Linked DNA regions of Homo sapiens: region 2 is linked to region 1. A link is a loop called in an ENCODE intact Hi-C map of the cell type or tissue named here. Cell type or tissue: heart right ventricle. All regions are shown on one strand. Each heading gives the region's core, and the rest is flanking DNA. Links, peaks and the distances in the headings are about the cores only.

Evidence for each region. Hi-C counts contacts between places; a loop is a spot of excess contacts. Peaks named below come from ENCODE experiments on the same cell type or tissue, not always from the same donor. Only the 100,000 strongest peaks of a DNase experiment are listed, where the experiment ranks them.
Region 2: it touches region 1 in a loop (2.5-fold over the local background); 23 of 110 quality-filtered maps call a loop at or near these places.

What each region holds. Positions count from the first base shown.
Region 1 is chr19:16,823,938-16,826,843 of GRCh38, reverse strand. No RefSeq gene overlaps it. Among named protein-coding and RNA genes, the nearest start is that of SIN3B, 4.0 kb to the left of the region's middle. RefSeq lists an enhancer at 837-1,514. In heart right ventricle, for the core only: a CTCF peak has its summit at 1,560 (motif pointing right); a DNase peak (open chromatin) is centred at 1,433; H3K4me3 peaks cover 1,413 bases; H3K27ac peaks cover 1,552 bases.
Region 2 is chr19:16,770,667-16,773,572 of GRCh38, reverse strand. It overlaps NWD1 (NACHT and WD repeat domain containing 1), which reads right to left. Exons shown (of 19, transcript NM_001007525.5): 11 at 250-447. Among named protein-coding and RNA genes, the nearest start is that of NWD1, 52 kb to the right of the region's middle. In heart right ventricle, for the core only: a CTCF peak has its summit at 1,849 (motif pointing left); a DNase peak (open chromatin) is centred at 1,842.

The DNA.
Region 1 (2,906 bases), core at 227-2,726:
CATTCACGGGGCAAGTGGCTCATGGCTGTAATCCCAGCACTTTGGGAGGCAGAGGTGGGTGGATCACATGAGGCCAGGAGTTCAAGACCAGCCTGGACAAGATGGTGAAATCCCATCTCTACTAAAAATACAATAATTAGCCAGGTGTGGTGGCACACACCTGTAATCCCAGCTACTTGGGAGGTTGAGGCATGAGTATCGCTTGAACCCAGAAGGTGGAGGTTGCAATGAGCTGAGATTGCGCCACTGCACTCCAGCCTGGGGAACAGAGCAAGAGCAAGACCCTGTCTTGAAAAAAAAAAAAAAAGAAAGAAAAGAGACATTCATTTTACTCTTCAATCTGCAATTTGGGCAGGCTTGGGAGGAATAACTCAACCTTGGCATCAGCTGGGTGGCTCAAAGTCTGGGGGCTGGAATCACCTGAATGTTTGCTCACACATATGTATGTCAGTTGCTACAGGCTACAGGCCGAGACCCTCGCTGGGGCCGTTGCTTGGAATACCTACATGTGGTCTCCTTGCAGCCTGAGCTTCTTCACAACTACCGTTCTAAGAACAAGTGAGCGTGTGAGCCAGGTGGGAATCATATCATCTTTTCTTTTTCTTCTTCCTCTTCCTCTTCTTCTTCCTCTTCTCCTTCTCCTTCTTCTTCTTCCGGAGATGGCAGGGGTTGGGGTGGGACTCAGGGTCTCAGGCTGGCCCAGGCTGGCCTCAAACTCCTGGACTCAAAGGATCCTCCCACGTCAATCTGTTGAGTAGCTGGGACTACAGGCATGCATCACTGCACCCAGCTCCCATATTACCTTTTCTCACCCAGACTCGGAAGTCACGCAGAATCATTTCCATTGCATTCTTTCCATACAGGCTGTTACAAAGTTTTTCCTAAATTCAAGAGGAGGGCAAATGGCCAAGAGTATCATGTGGGACAGGAAATATGTTGTGGCTATTTTTGGAAAATACCACCTGTTACCTAGGGAAACCTAACCCAGTCTTGCAGGAGATGAGGGAGGCTTCCCAGAGGAGGTGGCATTCTAGCTGAGATCTGAAGAATGCGTAGGCATTCATCATGAGAAAAATCACGAACAGCTGTGATTTTTGAGGTGGGAGACAGCATGGTACATTTCAAGAGTTTTTTTTTTTTTAAGACGAGTTTCCCAGGCTGCAGAGAGGGAGGGGAAGAAAGAGAGTACAAGATAATCCCGGAGCAGCCAGAGGAGCGGAACACACAGCACCTTATGCACTGAGTTCAGGCTTTAGCATTCACGCTGGTGGAAACCATCCAAGGGCTTTGAGCGGAGGAGCTGCAAGTTCAGGTTTGCATTTGAAAGTGATCACTCTGGCTGCTCTGCAGGAAAGTGATTGGAGCGGAGCCAGGGAGGGTGGAGGGAGGCTGTTTCATCATTTAGGCAAAGGACGATGGTGGCTTAGACCAGGATGGGAGCAGTGGAAGTAGAGAGCGGTGGGTGGAAGGGAGTGGTATTTAGAAAGTAAAGCATGGAAGATTTGTGGCTCCCAGCCAGGAAGAGCAGCGAAGGCAGACTGAACACTCTGTGGCCACCAGATGTCTGGACAGTCCGTTTCTTACCAAAGCCTCCCAGTGTTACAGGAAATGGGTCCCGATCCAGACCCCCCAGAGAGGGTTTTTGGATTTCACGCAAGAAAGAATTCAGGGAGAGTCTGTAAAGTGAAAGCAAGTTTATAAGGAAAATAAAGGAACAAAGAATGGCTACTCCACAGACAGAGCAGCCCCGAGGGCCGCTTATTCCCCATTTTTATGATTTATTTCTTGATGATATGCTAAACAAGGGGTGGATTATTCATGCCTCCTCTTTTTAGACCATAGAGGGTAACTTCCTGACGTTGCCATGGCATTTCTAAACTGTCTTGGCGCTGGTGGGAGTGTAGCAGTGAGGACCACCAGAGGTCATTTTGATTTGGGTAGATTTTGGCCGGCTTCTTTACTGCAACCTGTTTTATCAGCAAGGTCTTTATGACCCGTATGTTGTGCTGACCTCCTATCTCATCCTGTGACTAAGAATGCTTTAACCATCTGGGAATGCAGTGCAGTAGGTCTTAGTCTTATTTTACCCAGCCCCTATTCAAGTCGGGGTTCCTCTGGTTCAAACACCTCTGACACTGTTACGGGAAAGGGGTCCCAATCCAGACCCCAAGAGAGGGTTCTTGGATCTCACGCAAGAAAGAATTCAGGGCCAGTCCATACAGTAAACTGAAAGTAAGTTTATTAGGAAAGTAAAGGACTAAAGAATGGCTACTCCATAGACAGAGCAGCCCCCAGGGCTGCTGGTTGCCCTTTTTCTTAGACAGAGTCTCGTTCTGTCGCCCAGGCTGGAGTGCAGTGGCGCCATCGTGGCTCACTGCAAGCTCCGCCTCCCAGGTTCATGCCATTCTCCTGCCTCAGCCTCCCGAGTAGCTGGGACTACAGGCGCCTGCCACCACACCTGGCTAATTTTTTTTGTATTTTTAGTAGAGATGGGGTTTCACCATGTTAGCCAGGATGGTCTTGATCTCCTGACCTCGTGATCCGCCCACCTTGGCCTCCCAAAATGCTGGGATTACAGGTGTGAGCCACAGCGCCTGGCCGCCCATTTTAATGGTTATTTCCTTTTGAGACGAAGTCTTACTCTGTCGCCCAGGCTAGAGTGCAGTGGCGCGATTGCAGCTCACTGCAACCTCTGCCTTCCAGGTTCAAGCGATTCTCCTACCTCAGCCTCCCAAGTAGCTGGGATTACAGGTGCGTGCCACCACGCCTGGCTAATTTTTGTATTTTTAGTATTAGAGACGGGGGTCTTATCATGTTGGCCAGGCTGGTCTCAAACTCCTGACCTCAAATGATCTATCCACCAAAGCCTCCCAAAGTATTGGGATTACAGGCATGAGCCACCGCGC
Region 2 (2,906 bases), core at 314-2,813, 53 kb after region 1:
TGGGAAGCTTGGAGGCACCCCCTAGCATCGGGCTCATTAGAAGAATTTATATGAGACATCTACAGTCCCTTGAGGTGGGGCAGAGAGAGCTGATTCAGCATGAGACAGCAGGGGCAGGCTCTGATGGCAAGCTTGGGGCCTCCCAACTAGCACAGGGGAGTCCCAGAGGACAACCTCAAACACCTGGCCTTCACTGCCCCCAGGCAAGCAGGTGCCTGCTGGGATTTTTGCTATGCTGGGGAGACTCACCTTTGTGACAGCCGCTGAGAGTTGCCCGGAGGGGTCCTCCCGGGGGCTGGAGGAATCCTCCGAGGGGCACCAGCACAGGGTGTGCGCACAACTGGAACCAGCTCTGGGCCTGTTGGCATAGCTGTCCCACCAGTGCTGGATGTGAGGTGGCGAAGAAATGGAGTCTGGCCAGCAGTTCTGTGTACAGGAGGCTCCTCTCTGCAACAAAGGGATGTAGACTAAGTTGCCTGGATTGAGCCCCCTCTACCCTCCCTGCCAATTGAGTCTCTGCTCCCTGCAGGGGCTCCAGAACAAAAGAAGACACAATACCTCAGCTACTGGCCTCTGCTGTCCGCTCCTGTCTCCTTCTCTGCTCTCCAGACACACTTACCCTTGCTTCAGAGGCACCCAGCTGTTTCCAGTCTCCAGCCTTTGCCCAGGTTGCCTAGAATGCTTCCCTTTCCTTCCTCCCTCCCTTCTTCTCTCCCTCTCTCCCTTCCTTTCTTCCTTCCTCTTTTATCACACTCTGTTGTCCCGGCTGGAGTGCAGTGGCATGATCAAAGCTAACTGCAGCCTCAAACTTCTGGGCTCAAGCAATCCTCCCATCTCAGCCTCCCAAATACTAGGGACTACAGGCATGCGCCACCACACTCAGCTAATTTATTTGTTTGTTTTATTTTATTTTATTTATTTATTTTTGAGATGGAATTTTAGCCTGTCACCTAGGTTGGAGTGCAATGGTGCGATCTTGGCTCACTGCAACCTGCACCTCCCAGGTTCAAGCGATTCTCCTGCCTCAGCCTCCCTAATAGCTGGGACTACAGGTGCCCGCCACCAGGCCCAACTAATTTTTGTGTGTCTAGTGGAAACGGGGTTTCACCATGTTGGCTGGGCTGACCTCAAGTGATCCACCTGCCTCGGCCTCCTAAAGTGCTGGGATTACAGGCATGAGCCACCGCGCCTGGCTATTTATTTTTTTAGAGACAGGGTCTTACTCTGTCACCCAGGCTGGAGTGCAGTGGCACGATCGCAGCTCACTGCAGCCTCAAACTCCTGGGCTCAAGCGATCTTCCGGCCACAGCCTCTATATTAGCTGGGACTGCAGATGCACGTCACCACGCCTCGTTAGTTTTTTATTTTTTGTAGAGACGGGGTCTCGTTATGTTGCCCAGGCTGGTCTCAAACTTCTGGGCTCAAGATATCCTCCTTCCTCGACCCCTCAAAGCTCTGGAATTATAGGCGTGAGCCACTGTGCTCAGACTCAACCTTTTCAATAAAAGTAGGATCAGAGGAGGGATATATTGGAAATCTTTGTACCTTTCACTCAATTTTGCTGTGAACCTAAAACCGTTCTATTAAAAAATGGGCTATTAAGAAAAATTAGCCGAGCATGGTGGCGCGCAGGCCTGTAATCCCAGCTACTCGGGAGGCTGAGACAGGAGAATCGCTGGAACCCAGGAGGCAGAAGTTGGGTGACAGAGCGAGGCTCCTTCTCAAAAAAAAAAAAAAAAAAGGACTCGTGATCGCGTTGGATCATTTAGGATGTTATGTTGAATGGTCCCCATTCGCCAGCGTGCTTGGATGTACGGAGAGCACATGGTTGTCCAGCAGCGCCCTCTGGTGATAACATTTGTTCCTACACCTCCTCCTTGTGCTGGGGGAGCCACAGGTTGTCAATCAAGGGGCTTTGCAGGGAACTTGCTGAGAGATCTGGGCTTTTAAATCTTCCTTAAAATGGGAAGTCATGCCCAAGGCTGTTTTCCTGGGAAGTTGCTCCATCAAGGTTTACAACTCCTGGCGAGCGCCTCTCGCGTTATTTTTCTTTCCAGTTGCCTTAAATTCCAGTTGTTTGGTATGCTGTTCCATCTCCTTCTCTTTATTTATTTGTGTATTTTGAGACAGAGTCTTGCTCTGTCGTGCAAGTTGGAGTGCGGTGGCGTGATCTCGGCTCACCGCAACATCTGCCTCCCGGGTTCAAGCAATTTTCGTGCCTCAGCCTCCCAAGAAGCTGGGATTACAGGCATGCACCACCACACCCGGCTAATTTTTGTATTTTTAGTAGAGATGGGGTTTCACTGTCACCAAGGCTGGTCTCAAACTCCTGGCCTCAAGCAATCTGCCTGCCTCGGCTTCTCAAAGTATTGGGGTTACAGGCGTGAGCCACTGTGCCCAGCCATCTATCTATTTTTAACTAATTAATTTTTTTTTACAGAGATAGGGTCTCGCTATGTTGCCCAGGATGGTCTTGAACTCCTGCCCTCTAGCAATCCTTCTGTCTGGGCCTCCCAAAGTGCTGGGATTAGAAGCGTGAACCCCCGCACTCGGCCCCATCTCCCTCTCTTAAAGGCTGAGACAAACATTAACTATATTTAGGTCCCTGTGGGAGCTGGGGCTATGGCAGATAATCAGTAGGGGTTGTGTGAATGCATAAGAAAGGCATAAATGATTGCAGGCACCAGCATCTTCACATTGGGTGGAGTTCTGGACACATTTTAGTTCAATTGCACATTTTGCAGATGACAAAAATAGGGTTTCAGGGCAGAAATAGCTCATCCTAGGCTATTCATGTCAACAATGCTATCATATGACAGTAACAGGACCCTCGATGGCAACACGGGTGGAGGTTCTGTGTGAACTGATGCGCGTACTCTTCCCAGCAGCCCTAGGTGGGATGGTCA